Regions from separate parts of the Homo sapiens genome. Here regions 2 and 3 are each linked to region 1. A link is a loop called in an ENCODE intact Hi-C map of the cell type or tissue named here. Cell type or tissue: PC-3. All regions are shown on one strand.

The links. Peaks named below come from ENCODE experiments on the same cell type or tissue, not always from the same donor. Only the 100,000 strongest peaks of a DNase experiment are listed, where the experiment ranks them.
Region 2: a loop joins it to region 1, with 7 times the contacts of the local background. A loop is called at or near these places in 1 of 110 quality-filtered maps.
Region 3: a loop joins it to region 1, with 4 times the contacts of the local background. A loop is called at or near these places in 1 of 110 quality-filtered maps.

What each region holds. Positions count from the first base shown.
Region 1 is chr3:189,711,661-189,719,660 of GRCh38, reverse strand. All of the region lies in intron 1 of TP63 (tumor protein p63), which reads right to left. Among named protein-coding and RNA genes, the nearest start is that of TP63, 84 kb to the right of the region's middle. In PC-3, a CTCF peak has its summit at 7,324; DNase peaks (open chromatin) are centred at 3,910, 4,420 and 6,360; H3K27ac peaks cover 4,191 bases.
Region 2 is chr3:189,300,427-189,308,426 of GRCh38, reverse strand. All of the region lies in intron 4 of TPRG1 (tumor protein p63 regulated 1), which reads right to left. Among named protein-coding and RNA genes, the nearest start is that of TPRG1-AS2, 64 kb to the right of the region's middle. RefSeq lists an enhancer at 450-509. In PC-3, no CTCF peak of the experiment used is centred here; DNase peaks (open chromatin) are centred at 2,816, 3,476, 3,776 and 4,626; H3K4me3 peaks cover 1,809 bases; H3K27ac peaks cover 3,480 bases.
Region 3 is chr3:189,819,767-189,827,766 of GRCh38, reverse strand. All of the region lies in intron 4 of TP63 (tumor protein p63), which reads right to left. Among named protein-coding and RNA genes, the nearest start is that of MIR944, 6.2 kb to the left of the region's middle. In PC-3, a CTCF peak has its summit at 4,829; DNase peaks (open chromatin) are centred at 3,016 and 7,546; H3K27ac peaks cover 2,691 bases.

The DNA.
Region 1 (8,000 bases):
GTAGTCTATGACTGCTTTCAACCTGCGACGGCAGAGCTGAGTAGCTGTGACAGAGACCGCATGGCCTGCAAAGCTGAAAATATTCAATCTGATTTTTTTACAGAAAAACTTTGCTGGACTAGACTCGAAGATAACATTTTATGGCATGATAATGCCATAAAATGGAGGGACTAGATGTGTTGATTGGTCAGGTAGAACTTTACAAAAGAAATCTGGAGGAATAAACAGATTTCTGATACATCGGATGCAAAAAGAATAGATATGAAAGAGTGAATATGGGCACATAATCAAGGAGAGCCAACTGAGCATCATGGACTCTGCAAGCGCAGATTAGGAAGCTTATAACTAAGGACAAGTTTGAGTATTTTCAAAAAAGGCTACCGATTCGTTTTAAAATAAATGATCTGAGTATGTACAAAAGAAAGTTGTGATTGCTAGGAGCTGCCTGGCTTCCCAAAGAACAAGTTCTCTCACTTTTACCAAACCGAGAACACCGTTTTTCTGTGGGCAGGTTTTTCCTTCGTGCGTCTATGGCTTTTGTCCTTGTCTGCATCTGTGAGTTTTGTTCTTGCTGCTATTTTCCTCTTACCCTACACTTCAATTACGGCAACCGAGAAATTTGTGCTTTTTCATTCAGTTATGTCTGAGAGATGTCAGAGCTCCTCACAAAGAGCTAGAGACATTCATATTCCGAAGTATTCTTTATGTTCTTCACATATTCTTTATATTCTTATTTCTGTTAAATATACCCCTCTCCAAAAGTATAGGCTACATTGTTTTTTTGTTTTTGTTTTTTTAGATAAATGATTCAAAGTAAAGCTCAAAAGTAATTTCCATCTTTTTCCACCTTTCCCAAAAATGACAATCCCATCTTACATGTATAGGTTCTCTACCCCCAAGGAAAACTGAATCACTTATATTAGTTGGCTAACTTAACAATATTATATGTTTACATGTTTCTTTAACAATTGAAACATTGAATTTCTAAATGATGTGATAAAGGTCTTTACACTTAGCCTGCTAAATGTTATTTATGCAGTATTTTCAGGTGATATGGTTTGGCTCTCTCTCCCCACCCAAATCTTGTCCTCACATGTCAGGGGAGGGATCTGATGGGAGGTGATTGGATCACGGTGACAGTTTCCCCCATGCCATTCTCATGACAGTGAGTGACCGCTCACAAGATCTGATGGTTTAAAAGTGTTTGGTAGTTCCCCCATCGTGCCACCCTGCAAAACACGCCTTCCTTCCCCTTTGCCTTCTGTCATGGTTGTCAGTTTCCTGAGGTCTTCCCAGTCTTGTGAAACTCTGTCTGAGTCAATCAAACCTCTTTTGTTTGTAAATTCCCAGTCTCAGGTAGTCCTTTATAGCACTGTGAAAACAAACTAATACATCAGGTTTATTTTTCCCTTTAAATAATTCTTTCCAAAATAAACACAAGATCACTCCTATCCCAGGAACATGTGTCCCCTTATTCAATCATGGCTTTCTGGTCACTGCAAAGTTGTCCCTAGGAGTTTTCTCCACACACTTGGGAATCAAAATCCATCACTTGTAGATGCTTGTGATATATCCTTGTAGGTTACCCTCTGTAAAGATTGGCATTTGTTTTTGTTTTTCCAATATAGACCTTCCTCCATCAGCGCATTCTCTTATGTTGTTATCTTTCTTGAATAATTTTCCATTTTAGATTCTTGGAGTCTGACAGAAATAGTGGATTATATAGCAAGGTTTCTCATTTTTCCACATTAACACATTCTTTAATTCTATCCCTTGCATTTAATATGTTTCCTGTTACTACTAACTCTATGTCTTCCCTTTCTAAGCTCAGGGTAAAGACTGACTTTTGGAGGCTGGGTCCAATTTCAAGCTAAAAGAAAAAAAGAACACAAAGAAAACTGCTTTAAAGGAAAGGGCTTATGCAGCACAGAAGAGATATCCTCAAGCCTAATTCCCAGATTTTGCAGAAGCATTAAGCAGCTTAGGGACTGAACAAGCATGATTACTTTTGGTTAATGAGACCAACTTCATTTAATCAGGATGTCTACAATCCTAATTTCAGATTTTATCTGTGACCTACAGGCTTGTGAGGTCATATTTTTAGTGTATTGAGTTTAAAGAAATTCAAATTCAGTATAGCTATATGAAAACAGTATAGCTGTTCTCATTTCTTATCCCATCCAGATGCTTCTGGAAGCAGTCAGCTTCCCAAATCTTAGCTAATAAGCAAATTATTATTCAAAGTTATTGTGTTTGTCAAAAGTTACATGACACACTCTCTCAAGCTGGTCTCTTGATCAGTGTGGAAGATGATATTTAGTACATTATTTATTATGAAATTATCTGTGATTGATCCAGATGAAGCATGTGTTTGCATGTTGGAAAGGTTATTAAATAGTGATAATAACTCTTTAATTTCAGAGATGTTGAAACATGGGAGCAGCTTTAGGACAGCAAACACTGTGTGTGTGTGTGTGTACATATTTGTTTAGTTCGTATACGTGTATGTTGATATTTCAGTTGTTGCAATTGATAGTGTGAATTAGATAGAAAGTTACTAAGAGGCTGGGTGCAGTGACTCACTCCTGTAATCCCAGCACTTTGGGAGCCCAAGGCGGGCAGATCACCTGAGGTTGGGAGTTCTAGACCAGCCTGGTCAACATGGTGAAACCCAGTCTCTACTGAAAATACAAAATTAGCTGGGTGCGGTGGCAATCGCCTGTAGTCCCAGCTACTTGGGAGGCTGAGACAGGAGAATCACTTGAAGCTGAGAGGTGGAGGCTGCAATGAGCCGAGATTGCGCCACTGCACTACAGCCTGGGTGAGACAGAGCAAGACTCCATCTAAAAAAAAAAAAGATACTAAGAGATTCTGATAGCTCTTCCTAGGAGAAGAAAAGTGCTTATCATGAAGTAGATGAACTGAAAAAATTTCAGATAAGATAGACTAGTGCCAAAGGGGAAAAAGAATGCAACTGAGGAACTGTTTGTTTATTTTGGTTCCTTTAAAAATGTTGGGCTATAAAATTCAGAATATCATAAAATTCCGCAGTCCTTTCCGAGTAAGAACTATGGATTTCTTGCATCTCCACTGTGTTTACTGATGTGAAAGCTGAAAATTTCCTTTCCTAATGACACCATTCCAATGTTGGGACTGAGTGAGAAAGATGATTGGCAAATTCTCTCTCTTTAAAAGGGAAGGGATCATGGAAGTAGCATTTCCAGGGCTTTTTAAAATTAAATTCAGCACAGAAATTATGACATTCTTTCCACAAAGTCCAGTGACTAAGAATCTAAACAAATTTTATGGTGTAAAATCATTAAAACAAAATGGCCCTGAACAAATATGCTATCCCCTGGGGTTTGATCTCACTCAAGAGTAAATAAAAATATATTTTATAAAATTGGACATTATACATAAAAGGGAGGTATCTAATACAATTACAGATAAAGAATACAAAGGTCAGTAACGGATGCATTGAGCACTGATTAGGAACATGACTTTTAGAAATGTGGTTTTGCCACATTACAGATGTTTGACTTGAACCAAGTTGCTTAAACTTTCTAAGCCTCAGTTTCCTCATATGTGGAACAGGAATAAAAATATTTAATGTGCTATATCGCTGTATGAGTAAATGAGATGTATATAGTTTTTAGTATAGTACGTAGTGAGTACTGAATAAATGGTAGGTAATTGTTATCACTATCTAAGCTAAAGTGGTTGAAAGTGAAATCCACATCCCTCTGAGAATAATGAGCTAAGGGATGGGCACAGAAGAGCATGGTTCAGTTCCTGAAGCCTCAGTGCTCACGTAGACTTAGAATTATTTCTCAAACAATTTCATGGTCTCTTGATTTTTCTAACAAAAGAAAAACAAACAGACCAAATCAGTGCACAGAAATTTATACAGTGATAAATCTTTACTATTCCACAATAAGATTCATTGTGGTTTATGTACAGTATCCAAATTCTTCACATGGCTAGCTGCTCCAATTTTTAGCATCAGATTTACATACCATGGTGGCTATGTCCCAAACCACCAGAGAGACGGTTTCAGACTCACAACCCGTGACCTTATTAAGGGTATAGAGTAATTTACCATCAATGTCAGTTTGTAATTACAATCATCTTTTGCTGAAATGTATATACCTAATAGGTCTTAATGTTTATATCAAGGAATATTCCCTAGAATAGCAAAGGTAGCACATTCTTAGAGAGATCAAATCTGGATGTTATACCTTATCTTCTTCTAAGTGATCAGAACATACCCTCAATGCTTCCTGTTTTAGATTAAAAGATAACCACAGGAAAAAACAAATGCCGTAATTTCAAAACAAATGCTATAATCAGCCTTCTCACACAAAATCTTACACAGATATTTCCCTTCTGGCAGCTCTCTTGTGTGACTTTCCTACTCAGGGTGACTAAGAGGTCTAGAATCCTTCCATCTAGTGGCTTAGCAGTCCTCTAGGGCCTCAAAGATTTCTTCTGGGTCCTCTCTATTCAGCCTATGATAAAGAGAGGAGAGGAGAAGGGAGGAGAAAGGGAGGAAACGAGGGCAAGTGAAGGGTCAGATGGTAATTTTAGGGCCACATCTGGAAGCAGCATGAAGCACCCTGCCTGTATTGCACTAGTTAGAACCAAGTCACATGCCCATGCCTAACTTTAAGGGAGGTTGGAAAAATATAGCTAACTACGTGCAAGAGGAAAATAAAACAGTTTGCTGAACGTACAGTACTGTTTCTCTCCCAGTGCTTCTCTGGTTGTGTAGAATTTTTGAGTTCTTGGATTTTTGTTCTATTTTGCTTTTTAGACAGCACTTTAAAAAAAAGAGATGCTTTTTATATGAATGTGTACATGTATGTCTGTGTGTGTTTACGTTCAATGACTCTAACTCTGAGAAGCAAGCTGAATTAACTCTTTGTCATTTATGTATGCCCTTCTTCAATACTCCCTCCTGAGAAACCAGGCCTCTCATATTTGAGAGAATTTTGGAAAGATGTAAGGATAATCTCCAGCCAAGGAAAACCTATCAGAAACTGTGGTGTACATCAGTGAGAGATACAGTCTTGAAAAGGAGGCCTCTAAGTCACAACCAAGTCACTCAAACATTACTAGGATGGACAGAAAAGAAACTTCTCAAAATTTCCGCATAATTGGTGTACGAACATACACTTTAACAGACCTCTGTCAAAACAAGATTTGTTTTTCGGTACTTGTCCTTGGATATTGATATTTCTGTATTATTCTCGGTTATATTCTGTTCTTAGGCAATGAGCCTACACTATGTGATGGGATAATTTCTGGAGCGATTGCTAAAACCTCATCTCTTTGCATACGTCTCTTTAAACTTTCAGAACACCGGGAACATGATCACTTTCCCAAAAGTCATGGCAGAGAATAATAGAACTTGAAGGCAGAACTCTTAGAGGTTTAATAGTACCTTTCCCAAAGTCCACCTTATGAGGGTCCTGTGACGCTTTGCATCACACACACATACATACACATACACACAATTCCACTTACGGGGTGTCTTTAATTCATCTACAGATAATCATTTGGCACTGAGGATCTGTGAATACCACATATAAAATGAAGAGTTGGAAAATCCAACTTTGTCTAAATTGCTTTTAGGTTTCAGATGTGTTAAGGATCAACAGAAACTATTAAAACCGTACTTTGGAGAGAATGAAGACCAGGTTTTAATCACTCTTTCCATACTGAACAAAAAATTTTTCACTTGATCATATATTTTCTAATTAGTGATTTGTAAAGCCTCTCAGACTTAGAAATTGATTTGCTACTTATTTTATTATATTATTATGGACTTATTTATTGAAATAATATTCAATTATAAAAGTTATAAAAGCATCAATTATAAAATTTATAAAAGCATCAATTATAATTATGAAGAGGGATATAAAGTTATTCACAGAATATACACCTAATATAATGTTATAAGTTAAAAAGTTGGATTAGACTTGAACTTGTAATTTAATTGTTCAACTATGGTATATATAACACTTTTTTGAATTACTTTTGTTATTTTATGCAGGCTTCAGTCTCTAATCTTTTCAAAATTCAAAAATCAAATAAATTTGGGAGATGTGAAGCTTGACTTTCTGAAGTTAAAACTGGATCAGTTCATTGGAGATGAAGTACATTTGAGATTACCCCCTAAACGTTTGGAATAAGATGAACTCGTTTCAAATGAAAAGAACTCAGCTCAGGAAAATGAAGTATTTATCCAAAAACTCAAGGACCAGAGGATGGTATCAAAGGCTAGTTGTCTGTCAGCTCAAAACCAGATGCTCATGTGTAGATTGTTTACTCAAGCTCTGATAATTGGCCTCTTCCCCACTGTTGAAACAAGTTAGTAGTTTGTCCATTCATTCAGTAAACATTTACTGAGTAGTTACTTGCCAGGCAGTGTGTTAAGTGTCAGAAATACACAGAATAAACAGAATGCTATAAAGCCCAAAGGCAGGGGTACAAATGGAGATGAAGTGGCCATAAAGCCTATTTTGAGGTTTTTGCATCTCAATCTATCTGACCATAAGCCAAATAATCAGGAAATCCAATCTGACCTCTCTGTCTGTGCTGTGGTGGTCTGGGAGAATTCCCAGGCAAACCTAGCTCTTTCTTAGAGGTTTAAGATGTGGCAATAGTGGAATTTCCCAGCACCCCTAAGTCCAAAAACAGATGTCCCCATGTCACTTGACATCTCAGATATTTTCAATGGCTCCCTCTCAAGATCAAAGCCCAAACTCAATGGCATGGTTCTGAAGACACCTAATGATCTGAGCTTAAACTCATCTCATAATAAAACATAATTCATAATCCTACCTTCATTTCTGAAATAGTCCTTGCATTTTATAACCTTTCTCTTTGCCTACTCTGTCTTTCAATCTGAAACACCTTTCCATATTTGTCTTCTTATTGCTGTGATCTGAATAATTGTGTCCCCACCCTCACCCCACCAAATCTATATGTTGAAACCTAACCCCCAAGGTAATGATAGTAAGAGGTGGGGTTTTGAGGAGGTGATTAAATCATTACTGCCTCTCCTCATGAATGGGATTAGTGCTCTTGTAAAAAAGGCCTCAAAGAGCTGCTGTGTGCCCTTTCCACCATGTGAGGACAAAACAAGAAGGTGCCACCTATGAAAAAGCTGGTGCTCATCAGACGGAATCCACCAGTGCCTTGATCTAAGACTTTCCAGCCTCCAGGACCATGAGAATTTCTATTGTTTGTAAGTTACCCAGTTTATGGTATTTTGTTACAGCACTCCTAGTGGACTAAGACTTATTAATAACCTAGCTAATCTTCACTTCTTACCTCAGAATATTTCAGAAAACTTTCTTATTCCTCTCCAATCAAAAATGTCTTCTTCCATATTTCTGTGACAAACTGACCTCTGTGACTGAATTCTACCTTGTGCAGTAGTTAGTTGTTTACGTGTCTGTTTCCTGTCCTCGTAAGTGAGGACAGGGAAATGCATTATTGTATCTCAGTGTCTACCACGGTGCCTATTGTAGTGTTTGTGCAAGGTATGTGCTCAATAAATGCACATCAATTTTAATTGTTCTGTGTTTTCCTTTTCCAGATTCAGTCCTGAAACTTTCCAGAAGAAAGTTGACTCGAGTCCTGCCTACCATTTAGCTACTACTTTTCTTCAAGTGGCCTCCACACTTCTTCCACTTTTCTCCTTCATGCTTTTGCTCTTCCTCTGTCCATCCACCAAACCAACATGACAGCTTCCTATCACGGAAGTTCCATCAGCCTACCTATCTCCGCCTTATATTCTTTGCTCAAGCCCATACATCAGTGTAAGGATCCAGCTGGTATAAGATCATAAAAAGTGGATAGGCCTAACTGGAGACATTATACCCACATGAAAGAAAACAGGTTATATTTTTTAAATTGTCAGAGTACTGTAGGCTGTCAGTCATTATGGTACTGCTACAACACAAGGCAAGACACTATTCTGACAATTCACT
Region 2 (8,000 bases), 410 kb after region 1:
TCTTCTCTTTTGTCAAACACCATTAGAACAATCGTGGAGACTGCAGATGCCTTTATGACCAGAAATACTTTATTTAATAGTAACGTACTCACATGAAAGAAATCCTGGGAGGCGACAGAGTGGAGTAAAAGTGCAGTGAGCTGGATGTCCGGGAGTCCTGTGATACAGTCTCGGTTTTGACACTTAACATTGCGTGACTATGGGCAAGCTTATTTCTCTTTCTGAATCTGAATCATTTCTCTTTCTGAATCTTCTGAATATGTCTTCCCATATTTAGAAAAAAACAGGACTTCCTCATCTGTTCTTTAGAATCTCTATATCGAGACATTCCATGACCTCAGTCATGCTGTGTGAATAGTGTAGGTGGTCATGATGCCAGTAACGATCATCTGGTTGCAGACATACAACATCCATAAGCAGTCTTGGGGTATGAATTCTCTAGTTCAGAAGCATCTAATTAGCCCCACTGAGCAGAACAAGTCCTCTACTGCAAAGGTCACAGCAAGTACTATCCTATCATTCCAAGAGGCTTTCAGGACCTACCACAACATTTTACAAACATGGAAAAGCACAAATCAGCTATTTCTCAGTGGAAATGCAGATAAGGTTTATAAACTGTAGAATGTCAGAGCTAGAAGGGCTCTTGGAAGCTATAGCCCAGTGCTTCCTTTCTGTGGATGGAAAAAACTGAGACTCAGAAAGTACCAGAATTTTCCCAAAGCATCACTACAAGACAGGGATGAACTGGCAAGAGTCCTGGTTTCCTGAGACCTCATTCAGGGGTCTTTTCACCATTCTGGGCTAAGGCTACAAAATATATTCAAAGCTAAAGCCCTGCTATTGCATAACATAGCCTTATTTCCAATAGACACAAAGTTAAAAGAATTGCTCTGAGGAGGCTGTCATCATTCATGGGTGAAAAAAGCCTGCCTACGGATCCCAGTCAGTTATCAGAAGAAAACCTCTGTCTCAAAACAAACTATGCATTCTTAAATATACTCAATATGAGCAATTTTGAGACTATAGGAAAATAAGGAAGCACTGGATGTGAAGGAGACAATTACAAACAAGTTAAGTTGTCAGGGTGAGAAGATTGGGTCTTTGGCCAGGTGCGGTGACTCACGCCTGTAATCCCAGCACTTTGGAAGGCTGAGGTGGGTGGATCACCTGAGGTCAGGAGTTTGAGACCAGCCTGGTCAACTTGGTGAGACTCCCATCTCTACTAAAAATACAAAAATTAGCCGGGTGTGGTGGTGGGAGCCTGTAATCCCAACTACTTGGGAGGCCAAGGCAGGAGAATCACTTGAACCCAGGAGGCAGTGGTAGCAGTGAGCCAAGATCATGCCACTGCACTTCAGCCTGGGCAACAGAGCGAGACTCTGTCTCAAACAAAAAGAAGAAGAAGACTGGGTCTTTCTCACTGAGCTGCTATGATGGGTTAATTAAAGTCCTAAGTAAAGGTTGCCAACATCAAATTATCAAGCAAATAAATATTTGGAAGTTTTCTTTCTGAAATTATACTCGGTATAAATCATGACTTTCACTAGCTTGTGTCTTTGGGCATTTCACACCACCTTTCTGATCTGTAGGTCACAATAATTTTGTGAAAAACAGGAGGATAACGGATGATAAAAAGTTTTGTTTCTGTAAGGCACTGTCCCACCAGCATATATTGAGTGTCTACTATGAACCATACTACCCACTCTGTACTGTTAGAGATCTTATATTTTTTATTTTATTTAACCCATATAGTAATTTTGAGCTACTTTTGAAGACATAGATGTAGTTACAGGAAATAAGTTAAAGAATATCACCAGACTTAATCAGATCATCAAGTCAAGAACCACTAGTGAAATGTAATTTTAAAAAAGGGGCAGGGAAAGGAAAAACACCAGAATCACTGGACATAAACAAAACCAGAGAAGCAAATCTCTAGCACAGAGGAAGTATTGGGATGTTTTATGCTTGTCTTCACCTATTGATACCTCTTCTTCCACCTGTATCCGGGTCCAAGGATGCTTCTTATGTGTCAGCTTCTGCTTTCCATCAATGTTTTCATATGTAAGATTTCTACTTGAATCTAAATCCATCAGAAAAACTTCCATTCAGATAGCTTAAATAAGCTCTTCAATTCTCTTTTCTTCAGTCTGAATAAGCCTAACTTCTTAATTATATTTTCTGATGGGTTAAAAGTAATCTTTTAAATCACCTCAGAGCTGATCCTCTAAAACATTCCAAAGTTCTCCATTTTCAATTCCACCATTTTCTTAGCACATTCTCTATGCAGGGTATAGAGAAAGGAATAAGACTCAGTGCCTGAACTCTGTAAGCCCATGATCTGACAATCTATGAGCCGATTTTACTATCAATTTGTTCCCAGACCTCAAAAAGCACAAATAGAAACTTGCAAGTCTCATTTCAGAAATAGAGGATCACTTATTTCAATTATTCCCACTTTCTATCCTCAAGGAAAACAGCTGGATCTGGCCTCCATTCCCACAGTAGTGGAAGTAAGAAGGACAATGTACTCTTTACTTCTAGTAAGTTCCAAAGCCTCCCAGAAAGAGGCAGAGGCAGGGGAAGGGTCCCATAAGGACTTGGTGGAAGAAGGTTTGTAATAGTCATGGATGTTTAGGATCCTAAACTATCTGAGTTGGAAGGCCTTTTGGAGAGGTCAGTTTCCAATTCTTTGATTTTATAGATATGTAACTGAGACTAGAGTTTTCAAAGATCACAGTTCTTACTTTAGTCATGTTAATTACATGTTTCACTCAGTGACTCAGATTCAGAGTTCTACTCAAACACCGTTGTTGGCAGGATAGAAGACCAGAGCAATTACTACTTTAAATCATCATAGCAGACCAATAGAAGTTTTGCTTTCTACACACAAAAAAAGCAAAGACATGCTGAAGGGGTGAGTTTTATACAGTAGAAACTGCTCATACTAGTGGCAAAGCACACAGTCATGAAAAACAAATATGGCTTAACAACACAAAAAGCAGCTACAGGTTGGAAGAAGGAAACACATTCTTTGATAACCAACTTTGTAAGAGAATAAATTATTTTTGACAGGAAAGACTCCTCTCCTCCAAGTTGTTTTTAGCTGAGCTAGAAAATATGCCAGTCAGTCCTCAGTCTGAGTTAATATACTCATTCCGTGCATTCTTCTTTCTTCAGAGAGAAGCCACAGGTCCTCTTGCATAGGGCAACATAGCTGGCTTCCTCTCCCTGGACTTCTCACTCTCCTTCTACCCTGGCCTCCAAAGAGTCTCTGTTAAGGCACTAACCTACCTGTTAGCAAAACTGAATGAGGACACCTAGCTCCCTAGAAGGAAAGATGGCAGCTTTCATTATTACCTCCATCAGCTGCCCCTCCTTTCTACTCATCTCAAATCTCAAAGCTCCACCACAGAATTAAAAACATAGCTCGAGGCACCAAACCGAGATTTATGAGGAAGCACAGACATTAACTCTTGCTCTAAACGCAGGGCGTGTGCTTGTAAGTATGGGTGAGCAAACAGAGGGAGGCTGTGAGTGGGAGGAGGCGGGCGGGCGATGGGGAGAGAGCAACTCAGAACAACATGATCTATTTTCTTAATGTCTCCTTTCCCCCTACCTTAGAGCAAGTATTGTTGAAAGGCAGACTTCTAGGCCCATGAAATGTTAGTCTCTTGCTTATTTAATCTGGACAAAAGCAGGGACAGAGTTGGCACCCTGGAGGGTATTCAATGCTCCTTTGCTCATTGAATGACCTCAGAGGAAATATTTTCCATGACAAGAACCCAAAAGACGCTGGCACAGAGTCAGACAATAAGATTTGCAGAATGTGTTTACATTCTCTCCATGTCCCCAGGCTGTTCCAAACCCATCGGCAGGTGCTGCCTTTATCTGCTCTCTTTGCTCACCTGGCTCCCTCCCAGAAGTTTCCAGGGCCTTTAGCTCAGTGAGATTAACCACTTACTGGCAAGGGTAACCAAGAAATTGTATGGGTTATATTACTTGAGGCAGAGGTAAGTAATAAATAAAGCAGATCGGCAATGTTCATCAAAAAAAGATTCAGGGGCATTGTGGTGTCATTGTAAAAACCTTGAGTGAGAATTAGAAGGCCTGGGTTCAAAAGATGGATCTGCCACTATTCAACTGGGTAACTTGAACCTTTTACTTCTCCGGGCTCCGGGGATCCATCTGTAATATCAGGTAGTTAAAACTAGATCATTTGTAAGATCCTTTTCTACCCCCAATAAATTAAGATCTATGCTGAAAGACCAGAATAATTTGTGTTATGCTGGTTAGACAAAAAAAAAAAAAAACAAGAGTTAACCCAAGGGATAACTTAATGAATATGAGAAATTCTCAGAAGGATACTAAGACCTGAACATTCCTCTCCTAAAAGGTGAAAAAAAGTGATCTTAACCTGCAGAAGAAAAGACTTGAGGTTAAATCAAGAGCAGAATTTAGATCAAGTGAGAGTGAATAATTATAAAAAGGGTTACCAAAAATGGTCACGGAATCTCCCAAACTGAAAGTCCTTAAAAGAGATGTTTATCTGCTTGGGAAACTTTAAATGTGCTTGTCCTAGAGGTGGTCATGTTCATGGCTGAAGAGAGGAAGACAAAGTTTCCAAACCAAAGGTCCAACCTAAGATTTCATGACTCACAATGTTGGAATATATGTGTGTTTGTGCAGTAAATATTTATGCTGAAATAAACATGGCTGCTTACAGTGCCAGGTACATAGAAACCACTTAATGAATTTTTGTTTAATGAAGGTGAATGAATGAGTTTACAGACCAAGTTAGGATGCCTGTCAATTTGAATGTCATATTATTCCATTTTTAGAGTGTTACATGTTATGGTAGTAAGCTCCCTGGACTGGTAGTCAAAAAAAAATGTGGTTCAAATCCTTGCATTTATAGTCACTTTCTTTGTGGTTTAGACTGGGCACTTTTCTTGATGTGCCAATTCCCTCCTTATAAAATAAAGAAGGCACTGGATTGGATAGTGTCTAGAGGACACTCTAACTCTACACAAACCTAACGTGTTTGACCCATCAGAGCAGAGGATTACCAACCTTTGGGTTTCACTTAAATAACACAGAGAAGTATTTTTCCTCAGTGAATTAATTTGGATGAAAGTCATTCTCAAACTTACATACTTATTTTCTTATATTAAAAATAGCTATTTTTAATTACTTAATAAAGTTATCCAAAAAAACACCCAGATTTTAAGACCTAGAAGGGAGTTATTATTCATCATTTATGTCCTGTGTCCTTGGCTCCTTAAATTCACCAAATATAGACTGAAATCTAAATGTTACCCAAATTAATACTCAAAACCCTTATAATACTTTCCTATACTGCTTCCCTTTATGAAAGCCAGCTGTTGTATATGAAGAGTCAGACTATTTGCCTAAAGCTCTAAAAGATTCTTGACTGCTAAGTTTATTGGTTCTTATGTCAGCTGTCTCCTCCATCACCATCAGGCTGCCATTTCTTGCTGCTATCAACATTCCTGACTTTAGCTGCTCTTTTTCTAATTTGTTTTTTCGAAACTTCTATTGACAGGGAAACTAGGAACATACTGTTATTGGGGTGATGGGCAAATGATAAAAATACCCTCTTTCTCAGGCCATTTATTCTAAGGAAAATGCAACAAGTTATTAGAAAAAGCTGTGTTTTCTCAGATGCCATTTAAATGGAAAGCTAATCCAATGAAGTTGACAATAAATAACTTTCGAACAAAGGAGAAGAAACTGGATGCTACTTTAAGTTGTGAGCATCTAAATGGCCTATTTGGAGTCCATGTCTGTCAGAAAGAAACAAATGTCATCCTAGGATTAAAAGTGATAACTTTCTTTCCACTGATGAGGATGACATGAAATGTTGTCATTGCTAGAGTCATACTTCGGCAGACACTGGCATTGTCATATTCTGTACACGGAGCCTCACACCCTGATCCATCCTTCAAACCTTTTAGGGTATAACTCCCTCAATAATGAATAATTAATTTAAGTGGGAACATTTTAAGTAAATCCTTCATAGAAATCCTCCATGAAGTCCAGGGAAATTGCTCCGGATACAATTGTGATGAGGATTCAGAAGAAGGAACAATCTCTCATAGTTAAAGGTATCAAAAAAGGCTTCATTCATTCAATACGTCTTTACTGATCTTTGACTTTGTACCAAGTGCATGCAAGGACCTCGAAAGATATAAAACAAGCCTTCCATAAACTCAGAGCAGCCTAATGATTTTATAACTATGGGGCCTTTTAGCTGGGGTTTGATGGATATAAGGCTTTTGATGAGAAAATAGCATTAAGTACTTTGAAGACAGGAAATCATAAGAACAAAGATCCACATAAGAAAAATTGTATGTGTGCTATGTGCCATAATTTGTATATTTGTGGTGACTGTATTTATGTCCAGTTGAGCTACATGTGAGCAAGCAGGGTGAAGTCAGACAGTCCAGAAGAAATCTACAGAAATTGGTAGAGGTTGCAGGGGAGGGTGCTGTGATTAAACAGAAAAGTGCATGGTCCAGAGCAGTCTAATCCTAACATGGAAGCTAGTGAGGAGTCACTGAGGAGTCAGTAGGGTGTGGTTTAATTAACTGAAAAAATTTGTCTCTAATTGCCAGATGCAAAACTAGAGAACGAAGAGGCATAGTGTGTTCAGAGGTGAATGGAACCCGTGGCTAAGCTGGATGCCCTCCTTGGTCTCCAGGCCAAGAGTGGGGCTGGGCCTTGCTATCTGTCAGCCTCCTGCTGGGTGTCATTAAGAAGACTAGAGGCAAACACAAAAGAGGATAAAATCAAAGATTGGGTGGTAATGGTGATAATGGCAGAAGAAGAAAAAAAATGGAGGAAAACATTATATGAAATATAACCTTTATCTTCAACAGATTCAATGATGGTTGCCACTTCACTGAGTAGCAGGTTTACCAATCTTGCTGCACCTTAATTTTCTGTTAAGTGGAATTAGTTGTATTTTTCTCAAAAACATACTATAAAGTGTTAAATGTAATTTAAAATGTGAAGCCTCTAACAGTGCCTACTAGGCATTCAATATTTGCTAGCTGGAAAGTGTCTTACAGAACACAAACTTTTTTTTTTTTTTTTTTTTTTTTTTTTGAGATGGAGTCTCACTCTGTCACCCAGGCTGGAGTGCAGTGGCAGGATCTTGGCTCACTGCAACCTCTCCCTCCCAGGTTCAAGTGATTCTCCTGCCTCAGCCTCTTGAGTAGCTGGGACTACAGGCGTGTGACACCACGTCTGGCTAATTTTTTTTGTATTTTTAGTAGAGACAGGGTTTCACTGTGTTAGCCAGGATAGTCTCGATCTCCCAACCTCATGATCCGCCTGCCTCAGCCTCCCAAAGTGCTGGGATTACAGGCATGAGCCACCGTGCCCAGCACACAAACATTTTATCATCCATTATCTCATTGTTCTTCATAAATTGTTGATACCTGAAAATTAGAAAGGAATTATGAAAATTCTAAAGGCACAGAACTAGTGAGAGCCAGGATTTACAACCAGATATTTCTGACCCAGAGATAGAACTCTGACCTGGATTTCCGGTCAAGAGCCATGAGCTCTACTAGTAAAGTAGGAATATTGAGGATATCTGAGGGCTGGTTAACAAAGGGGACATTTATTGGCATTGCTGGCAGAAGTTGCCTACTCCCAACAGTGCTCAGATTCTAGGTCTGGACCAGGAATATGTCTTCAGTGATGGAAGTGAAAAGCCAGATGCAGGGATCTGGAGCTTATCTGGTCTAGCTCTGGTTCTTCTTCCTACAAACAGCAAAGCAAATCTGGCAAGAGGAAGAGTAAAATCTTAAGAAGGATAACATTAAGCCTGCTTTCTTTCCAGTTCATTACCCTGGCACTAAACCTGAGTGGGAAGCATATAACAGGATTGAAAAAGACACAATAGAACTTTAACACTATTGACACAACTCTTTTTCTTCTTTTGAAAATTCTTACTTTCTGTAATGAGCATG
Region 3 (8,000 bases), 110 kb before region 1:
CCATCTCAATCTGGCTCTGTGGACTTCTCTCTAGCCTCATTTCCTGCTACTCCTGTTCCTGCAAACTTTCTATGGTCCAGGTATACCAAACTGCTTCCCACTCCTAGACTTACATAACACATTCATGTCTCCATGCCTTTACTTACCCTGGTCCCTCTACCTGGAATATCTATTCTTATTTTTCCCAAGACTTTGCTTATCCTTGAAGGCCCAACTTTAAATGCAAAGTTTTCTGTGAAACTAGCAAAATCAGTTTTCTGTACTACATTCCACTTTGTTTAGGTAATAGGTATTACCTGAAAAATATTTGTTAAGACCCATTATATGTGCCAGCACTAAGACCCAGAGATGAAAGGTCAAAGCTACTGCCTCTGAACTCCTGAGTACGTGTCTGTAAGGGGGAGCTGGTGGGGGGTGGGTATCACAAGGCAAGTGTTCATCTACAATTAATGCTTCCAATGAGTTTTAAAGAATAAGTAGGAGTCTGCATGGCAGACAGAGGTGGTGGTGGCTAGGGGAACATTCCAGACAGATTATAGCACCTGTCACACTAAATTACAACTAGGTTTATCAGTTTGCCCTTCTTGACTGTGAGCTCTTTGAGAAAGGGCTAACTTATCTATTAATATAATTACCCAATAGTGTCTAGCCTTAATAATAACTAGCACAATTTATCAAGGCCCTGCTCAGTGGCAGGAACTATATTATGGGCTTCATATATTGAACTTTCAAAAGCCTTCAATGGAGATTATTTTCACCTCACAGAAGAGAAAATTGAGTCTCAGAAGCATCAGGTCACTTGCCTAGTCAACCCAGCTAGTCAACTGTGGAGTTATATCTGTTTTTCTTCAATGTGTACCTTCCAGTGCTTAGAAAATGCATGTTGAAACTAAAGGTGCTGTTCAGTGAACTCTAACATTTGAGACCTCATAGTATGGGGCCTTCAACTAAGCCTCAACAAACGCATCTTGGGACATGTGTGCACATGCATACCATACAAAATTACAAGGCACCAGTTGGAGAGATCCTATGAGACTCATGCTATGCGTCCTCTTAGTTACACCAGTTTCGGTGGTTAGTAATTCTGAAGCTTATAAGGAGATAGAACTGAAAATATTTCAAGCCAAAATTATTAATACTGAATTTTCATGTTGTGGAGCTCTACACATATCCTGCAACTTACTGATAAACAATCCTTTCAGTTTTTTAATTGGGATATTTCACTCAACTCCTGACTTTGGAATAGTTCCTTCGTATTCTATTTTACGAATATTTCCCTCAAATAAAAACTGTATGTGTCTTGGAATGCCAGAAAGTTAAAAATAAAACAAAAAATATACACAGTATCCCTTCCTAGAGAGACTCATTGTTTACATCACGGTGTCCATAAAATCATTTTTCAAGTAGTATAAGCAAAAGGGAAGTTAAATTTCTGGATGTGGACTAATCAATGCCTTTTCCAAGAAGCTCATCAAATATAATCAACCTACCTTCATTTAAGAGACAAAATGCTTCTTTTGAATTTTCCAAGTCAGAGGATAACATTTGTCCTTGCCTTAGTCAATACTTACAGTGGGCTCAGTCAGTATGTAAAGATTTGGTTTTATGAACTAGAAAATTTTAATTACACTAATTTCCCCCATGGAAGCTCAAAAGATTCATTTAGCTAAAAAGAACCATAAAACTTTAAGTTTTAAATGTCCTTAATATTTTTCTCACCATTTCCTATTTTTTTCTTCCCTTTTCTGCCCTGTCCTCCATGTAGCTCACGTCCTTCTTCAGAGAAAGAAACAAGGAGCAAGAAGCAAGTGGGGGAGAGAGAGAAGGAGGGGGAAGGGTGGAGAGGCTGCAGGGAAGAGCAATCTTTCTTGTAAACTCTGAATACTGGGTACAAATTACAGCGCATACCCCTAACTTTCTTTCCAAATGATGTGTTGAGAAGTACATGACTACCATAAAATATTATTTTTTTTAAAGCACGTGGATTTAAGAAGATGCATTAGCACTACATAAGCAATGGCTGTTAAAAACAAAAGAGAAGGCTTCCACTATCTTTCCTAAAAGGCATTTCCTATTATGTGTAAATATATGATAAAGGGAAAGAATAGAGAAGACACAATTAAAAATCATGTTGTTTAATAGATACTGATATTATTTAAGCTTATTCTTTCTTATTGACGTCCATCCCCAATTCTGTTATTTTATTTTTAATCAAGTTTTGAGCAATACCTCTGGGTATTTTGAAGCAAATATCCATGTATTTCCCTTTTATTCTTTGCATAAATTCTCTACCAAGAACATTTAAAAACGTGGAAAGCATAATTTATTTTTGCCTGCTGCTGGATTAATCGGTAGACTCACGAATGATTGCAGATATTCCTAATACTTTTCTATCTACTTCATATTGATAACCATTTTTATATCACTTAGCTCAATATTGGCACTGCTCAAACTCCAACAGGGTGTATAGTTTAGCCACCACGCTGTGAATGTATATGCCTATTATATGAGGAAATAACATTTTAAGGTGATTCCTCCAAAACTTTATAAATCATTTTAAAAATTAGACATGTTTGAACAGGCACTAACACACAAACAGGTCTTGGCTGTATCTCATGCAGAATAAGGGTTTGTTGCAGATGTTCTCCTGCAAGCTACATCTTGCCTATTACAAGAACATTCATCTCCCAAACACACCATTTTACCTTCTTTGCCAGAAGCAAAACAAAACACACGCACAAATCAGAGAGCTTTTATTACTATTATTTTTAATTCTGAAATTCTTCCACTTATTCTATATCCTTACAGAGGAGAGGAACCAAACATCTGATTTCTAAAATGCTGCTGTCTGATGATAGCTCAGTTTGCTTTCCCCCTGAACAAGCTACTGATATTAGGGGAGTCTAACCCATGTCTTTTTTTTTTTTTTTTTAAACCTACAAAACCGATGCCTGGGCCAGCACTGACTCATAAAACTGGAGACATTAGCTCATGGCAATGATTCAGTCGTGAGAATTCTGACAAGGGCCTCTCCCTCCCTGGTGCTTTAAGAGGAAAATCGTCCTGAGTAAGTATGGCTTGTGATCTAGGCACAGATGTTACTGTGTCTGTGATCAAGTATTATAAGGAAAGGGGCAGTGCCGTGTGACAGCAGCCACCCTAAGGAGAAAATCACTGTCTTCACAGGAAAACAGTTTCACAGCAGCCCCGGCACAGCCTAATTGGAAAAGTCCAGGCTAGGCACGGTGGCTCACTCCTGTAATCCCAGCACTTTGGGAGGCTGAGGCAGGTGGATCACCTGAGGTCAGGAGTTCAAGACCAGCCTGGCCAACATGGTGAAACCCCAACTCTACTAAAAATACAAAAATTAGCCAGGCATGGTGGCAGGCACCTGTAGTCCTAGCTACTGGGGAGGCTGAGGCAGGAGAATGGCTCGAATCCGGAATGGCTCGAACCCAGGAGGCAGAGGTTGCAGTGAGCCAAGATTGTGCCACTGCACTCCAGCCTGGGTGACGGAGCGAGACTCTGTCTCAAAAAAAAAATAATAATAATAATAAAATAAATAAATAAAACAGTCCTACAAAAAGGCCCTGGGCTCCCACGGCCAGCCATTTCAATCAGCCTGGGAGAAAAATATGAATTTTATTCACTGGACTGCTTTGGTTTCTCCTCAAGGAGAGAGGAAAGGCAGGTTTCCTTTGAAAGGATCCTCTTGAAACGATCAAGGTTTGGGGGGCTATTAGGCTTTTGGCATTTATTGCTAGGTGTGAGAGAGAGAGCATGAAAGGAAGTCTTGAGATTAGGCTGGATAAGAGTTATCTCACTGAACCAGCACCTTCATCTTGGACACCAGGTGAGAGGATACAAATGTTCATTTGGCAAGACAGAAAGCTGAAAGGTATACCTGCTGCCTCTATCCGAAGTCTATCATGCGGTTTGCATGATAGACTTCCTAGTTTACAAATCACTTTCACCCCATCATCTCATTTAATCCTCACAATAACCCTTCAGGATAGGTAGCATCATCCTCATTTTGAAGACAAGAAAACTGAGGCACTAGGGAGGAAGTGATTCGTCAAGGTCCCAGCTAGAGAATGGCAGCCAAGCCTTTAGGACAGACCTGCTCTAGTAAAATAGCTAATCATTTTGGCTCCTTTTCTGGCTCTCCATTCCTCCTCCCTACCTTTCTATCTAGCCCTTTGGAGTAGTGACTTCAGCAACTGACTCTTGCCCTATCTCACCTCTGTCCTTCCCCTGGTGAGTGAGCCACATCACCGACTGAGTGCTCAGCTCCACAGTGTGCGTCTGCATGCCGTGGCATTCTCCAAACTGCTCTCCTTTACTGCAGGCCCCTCCAACCAACCGCCATCTGCTGTCAGGTTAATCTACTTTATATACCGATCTGAAGAGGTGCTGAAAAAGTATGCAATGTCAGCACACTGCCCATGCGATAGAGTTAAAAAGCCTTACCCTACATAGGCTGGCCCATCCTACCTTTTAGCTTCACCCTATGTAGTTTCCTACATAGAACCACAGCTTCAGAGAGAAAAGAAGAGTCACTGTCCTGGGGAAAGGCACAGAAGGCTTGCTGTGTGTTTTGGTGTAGGCTGAGTCCACTGCCTGTCTGGAGAGTCTACTCTCTTCAGTTAACCAATGGTCTGGCATAGAAAAGGTCAATTGCAGTCAATCTGTATCTTTCTGGTCACAAAATACTTCTCTTCTGGATGCAAAGAATTTGAATTCAAGGGGAACTTCAGAGGCTGCTTGATTGTTTCTCTCATCTAAAACTTGAGTCAAGGGTGTCTCACTCTCTGGAGGTGGAGAACTCACCACCACTGGAGGCAGTGCAGCCACCCCTAGAGAACCCTGACCATTCATTTTCTGCTGCAATCTGCCTTCCTGTGGCTTCCCTTCTTACGTGGTTATTGTGCCTTTGGGGACATCTAAAGAAGTCTAAAATATCTCTAGGAAAGCTGGCCATAAAGAAGGAGCTCTATACAACTGATGAAGAGCGTTATCATTTTGTAGCATGAGTCCGAGTCATTTTGGGCTAAGGCTCCAAAAATAAACAATGCTCTTTCCCAGGGCACTTTAACTTATCTCAAAATTGTGCTTCTGAAACAATTATTGAAGGCACTTGTACATCAGAAGTGTTCCTGGTAGTGCGCCTGGGTATAATAACTCAATGTTACAAGATAAATACTACTCATCTTCCTGGAACAACAATTTTAAAGACTTTTTAATGAGGGGAAGAAATACCTATATTGAAATATATATTTATATTTGAATGCAAAGTTGAAATAAGTTTTTCAGAAAGAAAATGATATGTCTTCTATGGACCATTTCAGATTAAACCCTCAGGATGGCTAATCTAGCCATTCATTTTCCTCTGCTCTTAATTGGGGTAAAAGTTTTAAAGTACTATCCTAATACATCACCTCTACTAGGCACCAGAGGCTAGAGCTACTTTATGGAGTAGATTTCCTGCTATGATTCTGGACAAATCTATGAATAAGGTAGGTTTAGTGTAAATTCTAATCCTAAATCTATGATCCATCCTAATAGAAATTACCATTTACAGGCATTGTTTTAGGCACTTTATACTTATTATATCAAATCCTACCAATAACATCGTTACCTAAAGGAGTATCATCCCTATTTGAAAGGTGAGGAAGCCGCTCTAGAGACAGTGTTTAGCCCAACACCATACAGCTAGAGAGAAGTGAAATTCAACCCCCCAGGTCTATCTGACCACAAAGCTGAATTCTTTCTCCTACACCCTCCTGTTTCCTTAGGCACTATTTGTCCTTTAGTAAAAGAGCCATAGTCCCTGCTTTCAAGAAGAGCCAGGATGTGCTAAATATCATATTTGTAATCTTCATCTTATAAAACAACCAAAAAAGATATACTGTAAGTATCATATGCTTTATACGATATCTCGTAATTAGCAGTTAAGGGGACATTTTCATTTTAAATCAGGAACTTATGGAAAGAAGATAATTCAAAGTATTGCATTTTTTGTTTCTGAAGTCTAAATTCCAATGTCAAATTAAGAAAGCAATAAATTAGGAGATAATCTATGCCCTACAACCACATGCCCAAATAACAACTTAAAAACAAAAGTTCAAACCATTAGAAACAGAAAATCTGTTAGTTGGGAATGCTTTAAGCGAGGCTTAGGAAAATATAACCTCTCTCACTGTTCATATAGCAGCGTGGGCAGTACCCAGGCAACACTCTAATTCTTTCCCTTGTTGTTCTGAAGCATCCTCCATGTGGTAAGCACGCTTGACCCTCTATTGAGACCAGTGACAAAAGATGACAAAGTAGCTGTGGCCATTTCTTTCTCTCTGGCTCTGGAGGAGGTGGAGATTACTGCAGTCACCAGGACCCTCAAATGCAAACAGTATGAATGCAGGAATCAAATCTAAGCGCTGTGAAGTGAGGCTGTATTCTGAGTTAGTGCAAGGGAAACATACATTCAAAAGTAACCATAATAAAAGAATACTTCTAACAAGTAGAAAGAACATAAAAGTAAAAAATGCTTCTATATGAAAATACTGCTTCAATTACATCACAGCACTAGCTACCAAAATAAAACCACTGCTAGTACACATGAATCAAAGGTCTTAATTTGTTATTGCTTTTTTTTGTTCTTTTCACTAAAATTCAAATAGATATTTAATGAGACCTTCCTTCCTGGAAGTTTCAAAGAATTTTAGAAAAGTATACACAATTACATATTATTCATTCATTAAGACCACCTAAAGTAGTGGGTATATTTTGAAGAAAATGCACTGTGTTCAAAAAGCAGCAAGGCTTACTAGGCAAAGGAAAGTAAGACATCTTCTTTCCTGAAATAGTTCAGTCAACTCTCCTAAAAAGAAAACTGAAGGAAATAATAGGTATGTCCTTATATTTGGAAGCAAAAATACCCATGAGATTACAGAATGTAATAATCAAGGACGTGAAGATTGTAGATAGATTGAATTTTAACATGCTATTTGAATTGGTTTGGGTCTCTTCCTCATATTAGAAGTTTATATCCATAAAAATATACCATCAGAGCTACAAAACCATCTTAGAAAACATCTAACTAACAAATGTAAAATGCGTGCATTGTACTTCTGTAAAAGGCTCCACTCACTAGTATCCAACAAACCATTTCACTTCCCCTTTCTCCTTTTGTCCCTTCTGATGATGCTCTCCCTATCTCCACCCCTAAACTCAAAGTGTCTAAGATGACAATTACACTTAGGTTGGGGGAGTGGTGAGAGAAAAGAGTCTATAAAACCTTAAAAGATTGTTCCCAGAGGCATTCTTATACCTACTAACCCCATGTCTACCATGCTTGTGCAAGGAGAAACATTATAACTGAAATCCATGCCGTGCTAGGTAAGAAATCAGTTCTGAAATATGAATGCATTGTGGAAACTTATACAAATGGTCGTATATTTAATTGCTTTTTGAAGAGAAAACCAGACTGCAAGAAGTCTATAGTTCCTTGTGGTTCTGAGGCTGAGTGAGTCATTTTCTTGTCCCCATCTACATCACTTGCTCTAGCTTTTACAGCAAAAGGTAAACAGATGAGTTAATGTTTGCTAAATTATGTGATAATTCTCAGACATAAAGTATAAATAACTGCAAAATATGCCTTTGTTACATTTGCATACAAAAGTATTCAATGTAGTCATTGACAATAGATAAAAGTAAAATAGGGCTGGGCGTGGTGGCTCATGCCTGTAATCCCAGCACTTTGGGAGGCCGAGGCGGGTGGATCACAAGGTCAGGAGTTCAAGACCAGCCTGGCCAAGATGGTGAAACTCCATCTCTACTAAAAATACAAAAATTAGCTGGGCATGGAGTCACGCGCCTGTAATCCCAGCTGTTCAGGAGGCTGAGGCAGAGAGTTGCTTGAACCTGGGAGGGGGAGGTTGCAGTGAGCTCAGGTGGCACCACTGCACTCCAGCCTGAGTGACAGAGTGAGAGACTGTCTCAAA